Linked DNA regions of Mus musculus: region 2 is linked to region 1. The links are chromatin loops, found by intact Hi-C in ENCODE. Cell type or tissue: gastrocnemius. All regions are shown on one strand. Each heading gives the region's core, and the rest is flanking DNA. Links, peaks and the distances in the headings are about the cores only. Region 1 holds the start of Bri3 (brain protein I3). Region 2 overlaps Tecpr1 (tectonin beta-propeller repeat containing 1).

The links. Hi-C counts contacts between places; a loop is a spot of excess contacts. Peaks named below come from ENCODE experiments on the same cell type or tissue, not always from the same donor. Only the 100,000 strongest peaks of a DNase experiment are listed, where the experiment ranks them.
Region 2: it touches region 1 in a loop (2.1-fold over the local background); 1 of 42 quality-filtered maps calls a loop at or near these places.

What each region holds. Positions count from the first base shown.
Region 1 is chr5:144,251,610-144,259,927 of GRCm38, reverse strand. Bri3 (brain protein I3) reads right to left here and starts at 4,703. Exons shown (of 3, transcript NM_018772.4): 1 at 4,409-4,703; 2 at 4,016-4,118. The coding sequence starts at 4,550. It overlaps 2900089D17Rik (a long non-coding RNA gene), which reads left to right and starts at 3,773. Exons shown (of 3, transcript XR_868683.3): 1 at 3,773-3,849. It overlaps Gm38675 (a long non-coding RNA gene), which reads right to left and starts at 1,447. Exons shown (of 2, transcript XR_868679.3): 1 at 1,360-1,447. In gastrocnemius, for the core only: CTCF peaks have their summits at 1,989 (motif pointing right) and 3,495; DNase peaks (open chromatin) are centred at 3,522, 4,172, 4,683, 5,238 and 2 more places; H3K4me3 peaks cover 5,349 bases; H3K27ac peaks cover 5,478 bases.
Region 2 is chr5:144,203,260-144,211,577 of GRCm38, reverse strand. Tecpr1 (tectonin beta-propeller repeat containing 1) reads left to right here. Exons shown (of 25, transcript NM_027410.2): 9 at 28-173; 10 at 1,213-1,718; 11 at 2,838-2,983; 12 at 4,029-4,184; 13 at 5,012-5,161; 14 at 5,256-5,413; 15 at 6,826-6,953; 16 at 8,068-8,170. Among named protein-coding and RNA genes, the nearest start is that of Tecpr1, 16 kb to the left of the region's middle. In gastrocnemius, for the core only: CTCF peaks have their summits at 3,846 (motif pointing left), 6,327 and 7,823; DNase peaks (open chromatin) are centred at 3,834 and 8,013; H3K27ac peaks cover 2,026 bases.

The sequences.
Region 1 (8,318 bases), core at 314-8,313:
AGTGGCCGGGGCAGCAGCAGAGTGAAGACCCTGCCCCAGAACAGCTGCTGCTGTCCAGCTGGCTGCCCCCATCCCCAACAGCCTCACTTTCTCTTTCTTTACACCCTCCAGAAAAGAGCAATTTTGCCAGAACAAGTTCCAACTCTTTCAAATATGGGCCTCCTGGCAGCACCTGGATGGCCTCTCCCCCACCCTGAACAGGTCACCCGGAAAGGGAGGAAACAGTACAGAGAATTAGGAACGTGACTAACTTTAAAAGCTTTACTTCTTTAACCCTGGACTGGAGGCTTCATGAACAAGTGGCCCCTTGACCCTGACATCTACCAGACAGGTTGGTTCGCAGAAGGGCAGAGGACGGGGACAGGGAAGCTCTGAGCTGCAGGAAGACATGTAATCCTGGAGGGTCCCAAGACCAAGTACTCATCCAGAAAGGACTATCCTGACCCCTCCTGCGTCCTTACAGCACCCCATTCCAGAGGTACAACCTGGCCGCATCTTACAGGTGGAGGAGATAGGAGCTGCACCTGAGGCCACGCAGCTGGGGAAGGTGGCAGGGATCCAAGCACAATCAGGCTCCCGGGTTCTGGCCCCAGCCCTCCTGCTGCTCAAGTATTTCTCCCAAGCCCCAGAGTTCTGGGCACCACCCAGGCCTGGGAGCCACCTGCAACATCCCCCAGGAAAAGGGATGGAGGGACTTTCTCCACCAGCTACCGACTGAAGCGAAAGCTTGCAGTAGTCTCTCTCCACTCCAGAGAGCATCTCCATAGAACAGAGAGCTCCACTCTCATGTGGGCAGTTCACAGGGACCAAACTCGAAATATCCTGTCACTTGGGCACAGATCTCAAAGGCAAAACTGTCAGGCATAGCCTCAAGTGTTCACAGTGGGGGAAAGAGGGCAAGGGCATGTGCCCTCCAGCTCCAAGCCTCAGCTTTGTACCACACTGCCAGAGCTGGGAGACCAACTGGGCTTCCCTCAGGTTGCATGCCTTGACCAGCACACAGCCAGGACACCAGCCTCCACCTCCTGCCAGGCGTGGTCAGCTCCTTCACCCCCTTCCTCAGCCACAGTCAGGGCAGAGCAGCCCTTCCCCCACCCACCATTTCTTCGAAGCCTAAAGCTGCCACTGCCCCATCTTCCCCTGACCCTCCTCAGCAGGCCCACAGGGGCTTTCCTAAACAGCCTTCACAGCAGCTACCCAGTGCAGCACCCAGACCCCACCCTCCCACCTTTCTCCCTAGTCTCTCTGGTCACCTCCGAAACTAAGAAACTAAATCCGCAGTAACAAAAACAAACAGCCCAGGCAGTGCACGAGGAACCTGTGCCTGGCAGGCTCTGTACTCACAGCCATGCCACTCACCCTGTGCATGCACATTCCACGGGTGACCTGTGCTCCCTCCGGGGGCACGGCCTCACCTGCCCTGCATCTAGGGACAACCCACAGCCGCTGGAATGCACACACCCGCCTCAGAGACCCAGGACCTTCACGGACACAGGACTGCTGGAGGTGGGGCACGGAAGCCTGGGGGGCCTGAGAGAAGCCCCATCCACTGGGGGTGAGAGAACTGCTTCTTGCAAATGTCTATAAAAGGAACCGGAGTCAGGCTGCTTAACTCCGACTCAGACAGAATGGCAACGTGACAAGCGACACCGGCCTCTTATGCCAAGTCTCACTCAGAGGGAATCACAGACGTGTGACTTGGACAAATTCCTGCCAAGCCACTAGGGAAAGACAGGACAGGGCCCGGCAGGCCACATCTGGAAGGGAGAAAGCTTAGTCACATGAGAAGTGTCCTCTCTTTCAGACCTAACATACCAGGCAGGGGAGGGCTCAGATGTTTACAGGGGAACACCTTTGCCCCAACCCCAAAAACAGACACACTCTTTCCCTAAACCAAAGGCAAAGCTGGCCCCCCTCCTGTGCTGCTCTCCTGGAGAGGGAGCCCCCCCACCCCCCAACATCCTGCATGCCTGCTTTTGTACTGATCAGCCTTGAAAAGCCAGGGGCTAGCAGCAGAGGGCACTGTGAACACACCTGCAGGGATCCAGGTGTGCATAACAGCCTGGGGGGGTGGGGGGGGTGAAGAGTGGTCACTACTTCAAGGATCAGGTACCCTCAAACCTGTCCTCGGAGGACCCAGGTTCCTTAATACTGGACGCCTCCATCCACAGGCTGCAACACAAGAGCCCAAGACCTTCCTGTGAGGGCAGTGGCACAGCCTGACCTTGTCCCAGATTCTACAGGACTGAAGAGCCCATGAGCAGAAGCCACAAGCCTACAAAACAACTCACTTCCCAGGGAAAGTCTCAGAGAAAGTGTTCTCCACCAGCAGCAGTCCAGACTGCAGTGGGACACTCCACAGTCTAGGATTTTGACTGCCTTGGCCCCAGACTATAGCAGCCATACTGCCCTGCTGTCCGTCCCCCCACACCCCAACCCCCAAGTTCAGGGGTCTGGTCCAAGAAGAGCCTCATGGGAACACTCCTGTCCACTGGGGGAGAGGAAAAAAAACAGAAACAAACCCAGCTGACTGTGGTAGGGCCAGGATCTGGTTGCTGGAACAAGCAGACATGAAATCCTAGTGAGCCCCCTGCACTGCTATGCCTCTCCCCACCTTCCTGCCTGCTTGCCACCTACCCCTATGAGACCTCTCCTTAAATCTGAGAGTTCAGCTAATATTTGTCCCATCCTCAGGGCTCTGAGAATTCCCATGCAGGGACTAGCCTCAAGGCCACACAGGAAGTCTCCCACCTCCATACAACTAACCCCCTTCTGTTCCCAGTGGCTCTCTCTCTGCACAGGAGACCCTATACTAATCCCCTTGGCTCAACAAGCTAGGACCACCTCCCAGTCTATGCTCCCTCTTTGGTGTGCCTCAAGCCCTCAGGTGGAAAGCTTGCAGAGAGAGAGGCGGCCAGCAAGACCAAGCTATCAGAGAGCCACCCCATCTACAGCTAGAGGAAGCAGCTGAGTCCCACTCCTCTCCCCTGCACCAGCTCCAAAAGCCAAGTCACTTGGGTCCCTGAAGGAGGACTCTAACTAACTGGCCTTCAGCCTTCTTCCCCCAAGCACATGATCAACCGAGGGTCCAGTGTCTTCCACCCTCAGTCATCTCTTGTGAGGCCACTCGCAAGTTTCCAAAATCATTAACTTCCTTATGGCTCCACTCTGCGCCTCTGACACACACTTTTGAAACGAAAGCTAAGTCCAAACAAGGGTTTCTTAATTCCATCTCAGAGACTTGGAACTTCCCCCTGCCAGACAAAGGCTGAAACCCTGCCCTGCACGAGCTGTACCTGGCCCATCCCCGGGTGAGTGGCCAAGTCCAACTTGGAAGCCGAATCCTCAAAGCCTGCCTAGAATGAGCCTGGCTGCATCTCTCACCTTCCATAAAGTCCCCACAAAGTTTCTGTCAGCTCCAGTTTGAGGGTAAAACAGCCACAACAACAAAACCACTCCAGCCCGGAACAAAGAAGCACGGGGTTTCCTCCTGGGCCAGCTAGTGGCCAGGAGTTGTTAAGCCCTGGTCGTCATTCTGCACCCTCACAGCCTTTGCTCTCTGCTGGCCACTTGGATCTCCTAAGTCCTTTGGCATACTGGCCTGCGGACTCAAGTCCCAATATCTCCTTAGTACTGGACACACTTGCGGAAACTGGAGGAAAAAAACCTAACAAAACAAACCCTGATTCGCTGCGGATCTCCAGTACTAGGGAGGAAAGACCATCAGTCTCCATTGTTAACATTCCTGCGTCCCACGCACTCCGGGTGCCATGCCTCCCAAATGCACTCAACTCCCCACAGAAAAGGGAACCCATCCTTCTGCCGCATAAAGTAAATTCAGAGCCAGGGGTGAGTGACCCCACCTTCTCCCACTGCAGTCCCTCCCCTGCGGGACTTCCCTCTGAGACAGGAGCCGGGCTGTGACCCCACCCCATCCCACCCCCGCTGGCCTTTTGCAAGATTCCGGCACGTGCGTTCTCCGCCGCCACCCCCCACCCCCAGGCTAGAGACTTACCTGCAGACCGGGCAGCCTCCGACCACGACGATGGAGTTGGCAGGATACCGGGTGACCGTTCGACTGTGGATGTTATAGACCCGGGGGTGGCTGGTGGGGATCCCTGTGGGAGCGGAGTGCTGATCAGCCCCGGGCGACTCGGCCCTCCTCCTCTCCTCCCTCCCTCCCCCTTAGCCCCCGTCCTCCCCGCCTCCAACGGGGCTGAGCGCGCCTGCGGGTGGGCTCTAGAAGCCAAGTGTGAACCCTCCGACACTAAGTTCACGGCCACCGGGGCAGGGCCTGGCCGGGCAGGGCGCTCCGGGTAGCAGCTGCCCCCCCGGCAGGCCCGCGCCGGGGACAGCGCGGTGCTTGGCCCGGAGGCCGTTCGGGGACCCCGAAGAGCTGCGGGCCCACCTGTGACGAGGTAGGGGTAGGGCGGCGGCGGGGGCGCGGTGGGGATGGCCCCGTAGCCGTGCGGGCCGCACGCGTAGTCGCCCTGGCCGGCCTCCAGGTTGTAGGCGGGCGGGCGCTCCTGCAACAGGGGCTTGTGGTCCATCGCGGCCCCCGGGGCCGCGCGCCCGCCAGCTCCGGCCCGGCTCGCTTCCTTCGGCCCGGCGGGGATGGCGGCGGTAGCGGCGACGGCGGTGTCCCGGGCAGCTCGGCCCAGTGAGGCGCGCGCCGGGCGGGGCGGGCGCGCCAAGGGTTCCCCGCCCTCCCGCCGGTCACAAGATCGGGGTCACGTGGGCGGGGCGGGGCGGGGCTGTGGGCGGGGTTTGGGCGAGGGCGTCTTAAAGACGCCTCAGCGGCTGCCGCTGGCGGGGTGTTGTCCTCGTTCAGTCCCGCCCCACAATGGATCTTGGACTTCCAGAGAAGTTCTGACTCCCGGCCACGGCCGGAGACCCAACAAGATCCTGGCCTCCTTTAGCTTTTGCTTTTTTTCTAAAAATAATAATAATAATGTTTGTTACAATTATTTGGGGGGAGGGTGTGTTTATATGAGTGGGCACGCATTTGGAAGCCAGAGAATAAATAACTTTCGAGAGTGGGTTCCTGCTTTCCACCATATGGGTCCTGAGATAGATTGGTTGACAGATTCTGCAGCAGGCGCCTCCACCGTTTTTCTGTGTTTGTTTGTTTGTTTTGGACCTAGGCTCATGTAGCCCAAGCTGGCCTGGAACTCTTAACCCTCTCACCTTTACCTCCTAAACTATGGACTTCGTTGCCCCTCCACGCCCAAATCCTCCCCTTGCCCAACCCAGCACCCGGGTCACCACCCACAGGGAGGGACCAGGCGAGCCCCTCCCAATCACTGCCCACACATCCTTGGGTGTAGGAAGGAAAACAACTGAGTACGCTCACCCACTGAAGCCTACTCAACTGCTGAGCCTTCCTCCTCCTCCTCTTTTGATTAATTTTCGCTTTCAGGGGCTGTGGCCACTAATTAGAAATAACTGCCCTGCTTGGGAGAACCCTAAACTCTAAGCACCTGCGGCGCTTCCTTCAGGTTCTCCAACTTTTTTTTAGCAGCCTGACCGCAAACTTGCTGAGTGTACAGCATGGCGATGTGGCTCCCTAGGAGAGGACCATGGTCTGACACAGGCCCATGCAGTCTCTGCATAGCTACTGCCATGCCGCTAGCCCAAGTATCGCCTGGCATGAGTTTACCTAACACACGTGAAGCCGTGGGTTCCGGCACGTGACTCTCACCCCAGTGCTTGGGAAATGATTCAAGAGAATCAGGTCCACTACTACACAGCAAGTTCAAGGCCAGCCTCAGCTACATGAGACCATGTCTCCAAAAACCAAGCAAGGAAAAAGAAATGTTGGAACAGTGAGAATCCTTCCCAATTGTTGCCTATGTATTTCCAGGGTCTTGTGTGTGTGTGTGTGTGTGTGTGTGTGTGTGTCCATCCGTCCATCTGGTGGCACTCTGAAGGAGAATTAGGAGTTCAGAGCCAGTCTGGGTAACATTTTGAGACTCTACCTCAAAAGATACCCAGTGAGGTTGTATGTGTAGCTCAGTTCATAGAGCAGTCACCCAGCGTGCCTGAAGCCCCAGGACCCATCCCAGCATTGCATTAACTGGGCATGGTGGCTCAAGCCTGTAATCCCAGCACTCTAGAGGTGGAGACAGAAGCCTCCAAAGTGAAAGGTCGGGCTGGAGAGATGGCTCAGCAGTTAAGAGCACTAGCTGCTCTTCCAGAGGTCCTGAATTCAATTCCCAGCAACCACATGGTAGCTCACAACCATCCGTAATGAGATCTGATGCCCTCTTCAGGTGTCTTCTAAAGACAGCTACAGTGTACTGTCATATACATACATAAGTCTTTAAAAATAAATTCAAGATCATCCGTGGCTTAACAGCAAGATCCACTGCATCTCAACAACAGCATACAAACCTGGCTAATGGGGACTGGCTTTGAAGGAAGCAGGGGTGACTCCCCTGGAGTGACAGAACCCAAAGGCTTGAGCAGCATGAAGTAGAAGCCCCTCTCCAGGGAAGCCTGGGCTGCACCACCAAGCCTTATCACCGCAAAGAAGTGGATTCATCTCAGGTGGCTCACCAGCACCTCAGGTGGTGAGTCTGTCTCACTGAAGAAAAAAAAAAAAAAAAAAAAAAAAACATCTGGGGCTGGAGAGATGGCTCAGCGGTTAAGAGCACTGACTGTTCGTCCAGAGGTCCTGAGTTCAATTCCCAGCAACCACATGGTGGCTCACAACCATCTGTAATGGGATCCAATGCCCTGTTCTGGTGTGTCTGAAGACAGAGACAGTGTATTCACATTTAAAAAAAATAAAAGTCTAAAGATGGATGGATGGACAGGTGGATGGATGGACAGGTGGGTGGACAGGTGGGTGGGTGGAGGAGGAGGGAGGTGCTTCTGGGTCAGTCAGTAAGGCGAGGATTTGTGTTTGTATCCTAACAACCACATAAAAGCCAGCTAAGGCGGTGTGCACCTCTGATCCCAGTGCTGGAGAGGCCGAGAAAGATCCCTGCAGCTCACTGGCCAGCCAGCATGGCCAAATGAATGAGACCCAGGTTTAACCAGAGACCGTCTCTTAAATAATAAAATGGAGAGCATCTGTCCGCCACACTGACACACACACACACACATATGCCTGTGCAAGAGCAAACATGTACATACACACACACACATATGCCACATACACACACACACAAAGTAAGAAAATGAACCAGTTGGCCATGAGGAGATGGAAGGAACAGCTCAGGATGGTTTGCTTGCTTAAGGTGGACAAACAACAGATTATTTGTGGATGAGGGGTAAAAGGCTAGGGTCCTGCACAGAGCAGGAACAGTGTCCTGTAGGGTTGGACTGGTCACCTACTGAAAGGGAGCACAAAAGTGGTAGGACAGAGGTTGCTCCCTCCTCTTCCCCTCACCCTCCTCCCTCACCCTCCTCCCTCCTACCCGGTGTGTCCTGTCTGAGCCTTCCGCCCTGAGCTACATCCCCAGCACGGGAGCTTGGAGCTTCGACTTGACTGTTGCTAATTGCTCCATGAAGTTGGGAGCAAAGCCAGCCTCTGAGTCTGAGCCCAGAAGAGGAAGTCTAAGAAATAGATGGTTCTGGGATTCCCCCGGAATTGGGGTTTGAGCAGATGCAGATAAGAGGAAGAGTTAGAGTGTGACCATGGAGTCCTAAATGTTCCGTCTGCCCCTTTCCAGGCTGATGAAACAGTGGACCTTAAGGAATTGGAGTTTCCCAGGAAACCCCATTCTAAGGCATTGTGGTTTGGGGGAGAGTGGTCCCCGTATGCTTGGGTCCATGGTCCCCAGTGCCTGGTTGGAGGTGCGCCACGGGAAGTGGGCTTTGAGGTTTCCCTCAAAGCTCTCTCTGGCTTGTCCTTGTTGATCAGATGTCAGCTCTCAGCTGCTGCTGAAGGCCCTGTCTTCGTGACCGTGACCACTGTCATGCTACTCACCACGATGCTCAAAGACTCATCTCTGAAACCATAGACTCCCCATAAACTCATTCTTCTATAAGTCCTGTCAGTGTCTCTTCACAGCAACAGGAAAGTTAACGTAGATACATACTGGAGAAAGAGAAGGCTGAGGCGCTGGGAGATGTAGGCCGAGCAGCCTTCCCAAAGGAAGGGCGTCATAGGGGCGGGCATTGGGGTTAAAAGGCCTTGTCCAGTTTGCTCTCTCTGCTTCATGCTTGCCACTAAGGACGTGAACTCGCAGCTTCTTGCTCCAGCTGCCATGCGTGCCGCCTGCTGCCACACTCCCCCAGCACAATGAGACCCTCTTAGCTCTCCTGGAGCCATAAGCATATTGAGTTGCCTTCCTCGGTCACGGTGTTCT
Region 2 (8,318 bases), core at 154-8,153, 48 kb after region 1:
CTCTAAGTAGCACCCTGTTTGTTCTAGGTCTGGGGTATCAGCTGTGAGGACCGAGCCGTATACTTCCGGCAGGGTGTGACTCCCAGCGAGCTCAGCGGGAAGACATGGAAGGCCATTGTCGTGGGCCGAGAAAGTGACCGGTCACACTCTGGCAGCTCGTCCAGTCTCCTCAGGTGACACAAGGCAGCAGGGCATGGAGGAGTTGGGTGGGACGGACTGTGTGGCCTCGTGGGATGTGTGCCAATGACCTGCAGAAAATTAGTCTTTTTCAGAGGGTTGTGGGTTCCAGACCAGGTTGGGCTGCACAGGGAGACTTTGTCCCCACAGAAGCTTCTGTAGCTAGGCGGTCTACAGACATTATTACCTCCGTCGAGAGCTGTGGTGAGAGCACTCTTACCAGAAGCAATTTGGAGGAGGAAAGGATTATTTCATCCTGAAGGCTGGAGTCCATCATTTAGGGAAGTCAAGACCGGAAATTGAAGGCAGGCCTGTTTGTTGGTCCATGTATTGAGGGTACTACCTCTGACCAAAGAAGTTCCAGCATGAAGTTCTGGGGTCCATCCTCAACTCCACATGACTGGCTATGGTGGTGCACACCTGGAACCCCAGCATTTGGAAGACAGAGGCAGGAGGGTCAGGAGTTTAAGGTCGTCTGTGGTTATATAATGAGCTTGAGACCCTGGGATACATGAGACACTGTCTCAAAAACAAACCAGAAAAGTGCTTCAGTTGAATGTAGTGATACATGCCTGCAGTCCTGGCACTTGGGATTGCTATAAATTCAAGGGTAGCCTGGGCTACAGGGTGAGTCCCAAGCAACAAAGAATATAGCCTGTGTTTGTACCGGAGGATGGCCTCAAACTCCCGCCTCTACCTCCTCCACACTGAGGTGACAGGCATGCACAGTCATTCCCAGTTTTATGGGGTGCTGAGACTCAAACTCGGGGCTTCATCCATTCGGGGCAACCACTTTACAATTGAGCTACATCCCCAGCCCATCTAAAAACAACAAATACACACACCTCTGCCCTTCGGTTTGGGATGTGAAGGGGTCTTTCAGCCCCCGAGAAGCAGAGCCCGTGTGTGTTGTACAGGTGCAATAATAGACTAGAGTTCAGTGAGCTTGTGACATGCCTGAGTTCACACAGTTAGTCACAGTGGCCAAACACATCTTCCACGAGTAAGTGAAAGTTTGTCTTATTTTGTCCCCAGTGCTGGCTGCTTCTTCGGCGACGAGGTGAGGGGCAGTGGTACAGAGTCGGCACCCAGTGATACCGATGCCTCCTTGGAAGTTGAGAGACAGGGCCCCGAACAGCCTCTCCCCAAAGAAGCTTTGGACAATTCCACAAACCTTAAAGGGAGCTTGTCCAAGGGCCACGAGACCAGCGGGAACACTGATCACTCCACGGAGAACGCCTGCCTGACTGAAGGCAAAGAAAAGGCTCCTGAGACCTCTCGTTCTGATGAATGCCGCGGCCCTGCCTCCACGCCAGCTGAGCTGCCCTGGACCAACATTGACCTAAAGGAGCCCAAGAAGGTGTCTAACCAGCCAGCTGCTGGCTTTCCCGAGACGGCGGGCCTCTCCTCCCTGGGGCTCTTCCCGATGGGCATGGAGGAGCCGTACGGGGCAGATGATCATCCTCTGTGGGCCTGGGTGTCTGGAGGCGCATGTGCAGTGGAGGCGGGCTCTACACTTAAGTGGTTCACCATCCAGTCAGGTAAGGGTGCTGGTGGATCGGAAGTGTCCCCGTGGCTGTCTGGGTGCGTGGTGGATAGGTGAGCAGCTGGCTTACCCCCTGCCTCAAGACTCTGTGATGCCCAACAACCCTTACTAAGACCTTGGGCCAGCCTTTGGCTCAGGGAGGAAGGTTCACGGAACAGTTTGAGGTTGCAACCTTCTAGCAAGAACACGTAGGCTGGGACCAGAGAGATGTCTCCGTGGGTAAAGCGCTTGCCTTGAAAGCATGAGGACCTGAGTTCAAATGCCCAGAACCCTCACAAAAGTGGGGTATGGTAATATATACCTTTAACCTCAGTGCCGGGGGCTCGCTGGCCAGGCAGCTAAAATTTCGAGCTATTGGGCCTAGCAAGAGATCCTGTCTCAAAAAAAAAAAAAAAAAACCACCACCAACAACAAAAAACAAACAAACAAACAAAAAAAGGTTGAGACACAAAACGACTGAGATTTCCCATGGTCCGTCCACACATATACAAAGGGAAGGAAGGAAGGAAGGAAGGAAGGAAGGAAGGAAGGAAGGAAGGAAAGGGAAGGGAAGGGAAGGAAGGAAGGAAGGGAAGGGAAGGGAAGGGAAGGGAAGGAAGGAAGGGAAGGAAGGAAGGAAGGAAGGAAGGAAGGAAGGAAGGAAGGAAGGGAAGGGAAGGGAGGGAGGGAGGGAAGGAAGGAAGGAAGGAAGGAAGGAAGGAAGGAAGAAAGGAAGGAAGAAAGAAAGAAAAGAAAGGAAGGAAGAAGGAAAAACCAGGCTGATTTGGAGATTGTTGCAGTTCCTGTCTCACTGCTGGGACAAAATAACTGTGGAGAAATGTTTAGGATGGAGGGCTCCTGTTGGCTTAGGTCCAGGATCCTGCCCATCATGGAGGGGCGCATCCACAGTCAAGCTGCGGTGAAGGCTGGTGTACCTCACATTCTCCTTATTCAGGCTAGAGTCCTAGCTCGTGGCACGGGGCCGCCCACCTCAGTTAAGCCAGTCTAGTTAAGCCACCGGGTCTAGACCCTGTCAAGGTGACTGTCAGACGGGCCATCACAGGGATCGGGGTGTGGGGAGCCGCACCAGCTGCAGGCAGGATGGCACCCGGCCTAAGGCTCTGGCCTCTTGCAGGCCTGTCCCCTTCAGTGCAGACGCTGTCCCTGTCCATCACCCCTGCCCAGACGGCTGCCTGGAGGAAGCAGATCTTCCAGCAACTCACAGAAAGGACCAAGCGGGAGCTGGAGAGCTTCAGGCACTACGAGCAGGCCGTGGAGCAGGTAGGCCCGCTTGTTTGTTTGTTTGGAATGTTTTCTTTATTTCCCCGCCCGCATGCTAGCCTTGAACTCACTGTTGCCCAGGTTAGCCTCATGTTGGTCATCCAGCTGCTTCATCCTCCCGAGTGCTAGGGTCACGGGCACTCAGCATTTCAGCTGGCTCCTGCCCCGTTAAGTGATCGCACTGCCGTATGCCAGCCCTGGCCCCACACCCTCAGCGGGGCTTCCAGACCCCAGGGCAGTCCCAAGGTTAAAGAATCAAGTTGGTGGCTTACTCCTCTGTCCTGGAGGGCTTTTCTTGGGACTCTGCCATCTTCAGGACACCATGTGGGCCCTGGGAACCCAGAATCCTCAAAGGGAGGTGCACGTGGAAGGGGAAGACAAAAGCGGCCTACCTTATGTCCCCACACCTCCACTCCTGTGATGGCCCGTTTGCCAGTCACCTTGACAGGGTTTAGACTCAGTGAAAGAGTTTCCAGATTGGGTTACCTGAAGTGGGCATCTTCCAGGAACCTAAACACACAGCTCAGATATTTGACGAAGCTAGTCAGGATAGACCGGTACATTGGCCACTACTCTCTCCAAGGGCTACCCTGATGGTATGCCTCATACTCTAGGAGGTAGACACCCAGTCTTGGAGGTCACAGTCAGTCCAGGAAAGAAGTCTTAGCCTAGGCTGGCCCACAAGCTCCTATCCTGTGTCCCAAGTGGGCCGGTGCACTCAGCCCGAGACTTTGAGAGACAGCTTTGACTCCCTCTCTGACTCTGGGCCAGGTGTGACCCCCTTCCTTGAGCCTCAGTTTCCCTATCCAGGACATGGATACCCCGAGAAATTGGTAATACAGCTACATCTCTGGCGCCACCTAGTGTCCTGTTGCAGCACTGACATCAGTAATGGAAGCTGGGAAGCCGGGAGGATGGAGAACCGGGAACGCAGAGCAAAGGAGGGACACAGGCCAAGGGCTAGAATGGCTCTTGGGCTCCGGGAAAGAGCTGCCTGTGACCTTTCCCCTCTGTCCTTGGTTGTCCTTGGTTGACCGTGCCACAGTCAGTGTGGGTGAAGACGGGGGCCCTGCAGTGGTGGTGTGACTGGAAGCCCCACAAGTGGGTGGACGTCCGTGTGGCCCTGGAGCAGTTCACAGGGCACGACGGGGCTCGAGACAGCATCCTCTTCATCTATTATGTGGTCCATGAGGAGAAGAAGGTACGGGGCGGGAGGCACTTGTCAGGGGAGGAGGGTCATCAGGGGACTGTTTCCCAGAGTAGACCTTTTGGGCGCGCGTGTGTGTGCCTGTGCTGGGGACATGCCAGCCAGACCACACCCCTCTGAGAGTAGCTTCCTTTAAAAAAAAAAAATCTAAATACCACTGTGTATTTTCCTAGTCCTTTTTTATTTTGAGACAGAGCCTCACTAAGTTAACTAACCTGGTTTGGGACTCACCATGTAGCCTAGGATGGCCCTGAACTCATGTCTTCCTACATCAGTGGTCCAGATGCTGAGTCACAGTTTTTTGTTTGTTTGGTTGGTTTGAGTTTTGATTTATTTGGGGGTGGGGGTTGTTTGTTTTGTTTTGCTTTGCTTTGTTTTGTTTTCCTGAGACCGAGTGTCTCTGTGTAGCTCTGGCTGTCCTGGAACTCACTCTGTAGACCAAGCTGGCCTCCACGGGGTCACATGTTTGAGTCACTCTTGGCCTTTGAGAGGAGGCTAGAACATGAATCCCAGTCTCACTTGTTGATGTGTGCCAGGCATTCAACTCCCAAAAGCGGTGTTTTATTTTTAGGAAGGGCAGGTGGGAGACAGGCTCTCATGCACCACCATGCTGTGCCTGGCTGCATGCGGCCTGGGGCTGGGGATTGAATTCCGGGCTTTGCTAGACAAGCGCTCTCTGAGCTGAGCCTCATCTTCAGCCCCAAAGCATTTGTTCATCACGTACGGCTTCAGCCCTTGGATCCTGAGGCCTGGGGAGGAGATGTAGCTCAGGGTACCTCACCCTGGGTGACAGCCACACTGTGTACCCCATATCCAAACAGTACCTACACGTGTTCCTGAATGAGGTGACCGTGCTGGTCCCTGTGCTTAATGAGGCCAAGCACTCCTTTGCCCTCTACACCCCCGAGAGGACGAGACAGAGGTGGCCCGTACGCCTGGCTGCCGCCACAGAGCAAGACATGAATGACTGGGTGAGTGATCGGGGGTCCTCATGGGCTTAGCGAGAAGAGACCTGCACCCAGGCCTCATTCTGCCCAGCATTGACCGGCTCTGTACCCATGCCAGCTCGCCCTGCTTAGCCTGTCCTGCTGCGAGAGCCGGAAGGTCCATGGACGCCCATCCCCGCAGGCCATCTGGTCTGTCACTTGCAAGGGTGACATCTTTGTGAGCGAGCCCAGCCCAGACCTGGAAGCCCGTGAGCGCCTGCTGCCCTGCGACCAGATGTGAGTGGGCCTCTGTGCCCTAAATGGACCTGGTACCCTATCCCTCCTCTCCACACAGCCCAGACCCCAGAGCTTGTGTTCCTGAAAAGGGGTCCCCTAGTGGGACCTGAACCCACACTCCACAGCTTCTCACTGACTAGCCAGAAAGGTGGTTAGATGCTTTTCTGGACACCAAAACCCACTGGGCCTGTTTGAGGCTGGGCTTGGAGATCAGTGGTACCCACCAAGGAGCTTTGGAGTCGCTAGAGTACTTGGAGTGGTTAATGGGATCTAGTCCCAGCCCCAAGTGGCTTCAAGGGCCAGATCAGAGAAACCACATCTCCTTTATCTGAACCCAGGGGCTCTGCTGAGACCCTGCAGTATGGGGGCCCTGGAAGCAGAGAGGAGAGGGAGGAGCTTGGTGTGTGTCTTAAGGGTGAAAGTCTCTGGAGTGGAGTAGTGACAAGCTCATGGGAGGGGGGATGGGCACCCATTGCCTTCGGATATTGGGGATCCTGGAGCCAGAGTTCCTCTGTTGGGGCATTTAAAACCATGGTGCAAGGGGAGTAGTTCTGTTGTTATGAGTGTTTGCCTAACTGGGCAGTGGTGGCGCACGCCTTTAATCCCAGCACTCGGGAGGCAGAGGCAGGCGGATTTCTGAGTTTGAGGCCAGCCTGGTCTACAGAGTGAGTTCCAGTACAGCCAGGGCTACACAGAGAAACCCTGTCTCAGGAAAAAAAAAAATAAGAATAAGAGTGTTTGCCTAATCTGTTAGGAACGTTGGGTTCATCCCCCAGCACCCCATAAACTGAGTGAGTTTGAGGACAGCCTGGGATCCGTGAGATATGATACAAGAAATTCTAAAGGGACAGGTAGGAACTCTGACTTCTAGGTGACCACAGTCAGCCCAGAATCATAGACTGAAGTATGCGCACTCTCACCTCCTGGTGGCCGAGGCAGAGCCTACAGAAAACCAACCTGGTCTCCTGCGTAGGAGGTGGCTGTCCCTGGGTAGCCTCCCTGGGATGGCTTGGGAGCCAGCTGGCTACGCTGTCCCTCTGTCCCTCGCGCAGAGGATTAAACAGCACGTTCCTTGCTGTGTGCTCTGACCTTTAAGCCTGGCTGCACCTAGCACACTGACTAATCCCGACTCCACTTCCCAGCTCTGAGAGGGGACCATTGTGGGTTAGACTCTTGTCTTGCCCCATGGTCAGTGTGGCCCAGGGGGGGCGAGGGGAACAAGCTCTCAGGGACACCCTACCTCTTGTATCACGTCCTCTCCAGAACTGGTTGACTCAAACAGGAGCCAAGTGGGTTGTCTGTTCTTCGGCCTGGAGGGCTCAGACTTGTAGTATTTGACCACGTGAGGTCTAACTCCAGGGTGGGTGACTGGTGGAACAATGGGGCTAAGGGGCTTTTAATCACCCCTGCAGGTTCTGGCGACAGATGGGAGGCCACTTGCGGATCATAGAGGCCAACAGCCGAGGCGTGGTATGGGGCATTGGCTATGATCACACGGCCTGGGTGTACACGGGCGGCTATGGCGGCGGTTGCTTCCAAGGTGAGGGTGGCTCTGAGCACCTGAGCCTGGCCAGATTAACTCCCAGAACCTTCTGGGCATGAGCTCCCCTAATCCCCACCTGGCTACCCTTCCCAGCGCTGCTGTCCCAGCGCGGACACTTAACAGCTGGCTGACAGGTGACCTTCACCACTGCCAGCCTCCACAGAGGGCAGTCTCAGGCCAATTCACGGGGCTCAAGAACCCAGAGAATAGGCCTAGCCTCTGAAATGCCCTCTGGGATCCCAGCAGCAGAACGGAGGAAGCTGAAGGTTCGGGAACAGCAGCTCTCAGGGTCCTCTAGTGTGTTCAGCACCTCACTTCATAGATGAAGCCACAGGGTGCATCAGGTAGCTCTAGAACCCCTGTTTCCCAACTGCGCCAAATCCCAGAGTCTTTAGGGAGAGCAAATCACCCCCAACTATAGGGATCCCCAAGTTTAGGGTGGAAAGTAGAGACAAAAGCAGACTTTGAGATAGACTGTTCTGTGCCACAGTCCTAATACAGTACCTTAGGGTGGGGCTGCATCTGACCCTGGAGAACTGTGGTTCACTAAGACCACAGGAATCTACAGTCTCACAGGCCAAGAGCTTCCCTGACCTTGTGGCAGGAACCACTTCTGGTCTTTGTCCTGCCTTCGAGGACTTTCAGGCTCTCAGAGGTTATATGTGTGGGCCGAGGTAGCTTTGCTAATAAGGTGAGCCAGGCAGGCACCTGCTGGGTATGAGAGAGAAGACAGCAGGGCAAAGACGAGGCCTCAGTCAGAACAGAGGGGGGCTGGTGGGGTAGCCTGCCTTCATTCACTTGGGAAGCAGGAGCCGGCAGATCTCTGTGCGTTTGAGGCCAGTCTGGGGCATGCAGTGACACCCTGCGGCAGATTGCTCCCATGGAAGCCATGCAGCCCCAGAGAAGCTAAGGAACACAGAGAGTAGAGACACCTAAGCAAAGCTGGTCCCTCTAAGATCAAATAACCCATCTCAGCTGCCCTGGCTCTGGTCTGCCCTCCCAGTGTGTTTTCCATTGGGCCAAGATTCTTCAGGCAGAAAGGCCAAGTCCCTGGCAGCCACGGCGCTAATATGGCCTGGGTGCCAGCAGCCTCTTGTCCCCTCACGCCTAGGCCTGGCCAGTAGCACCAGCAACATTTACACACAGTCAGATGTGAAGAGTGTCTACATCTATGAGAACCAGCGTTGGAACCCTGTCACGGGCTATACCAGCAGGTGAGTGGCTTGGGTGTCTGGTGAGGGTGCTGTCCAGCCCAGGCCACAGACCCGATGAAAGCTGACTGCAGTGTTCAGCATAGCCTGGAGCTGGTGTCAGGTCCCCAGCCTGGAGTAACAGGATGGCATTTGTTTTTTAGGAGTGTGT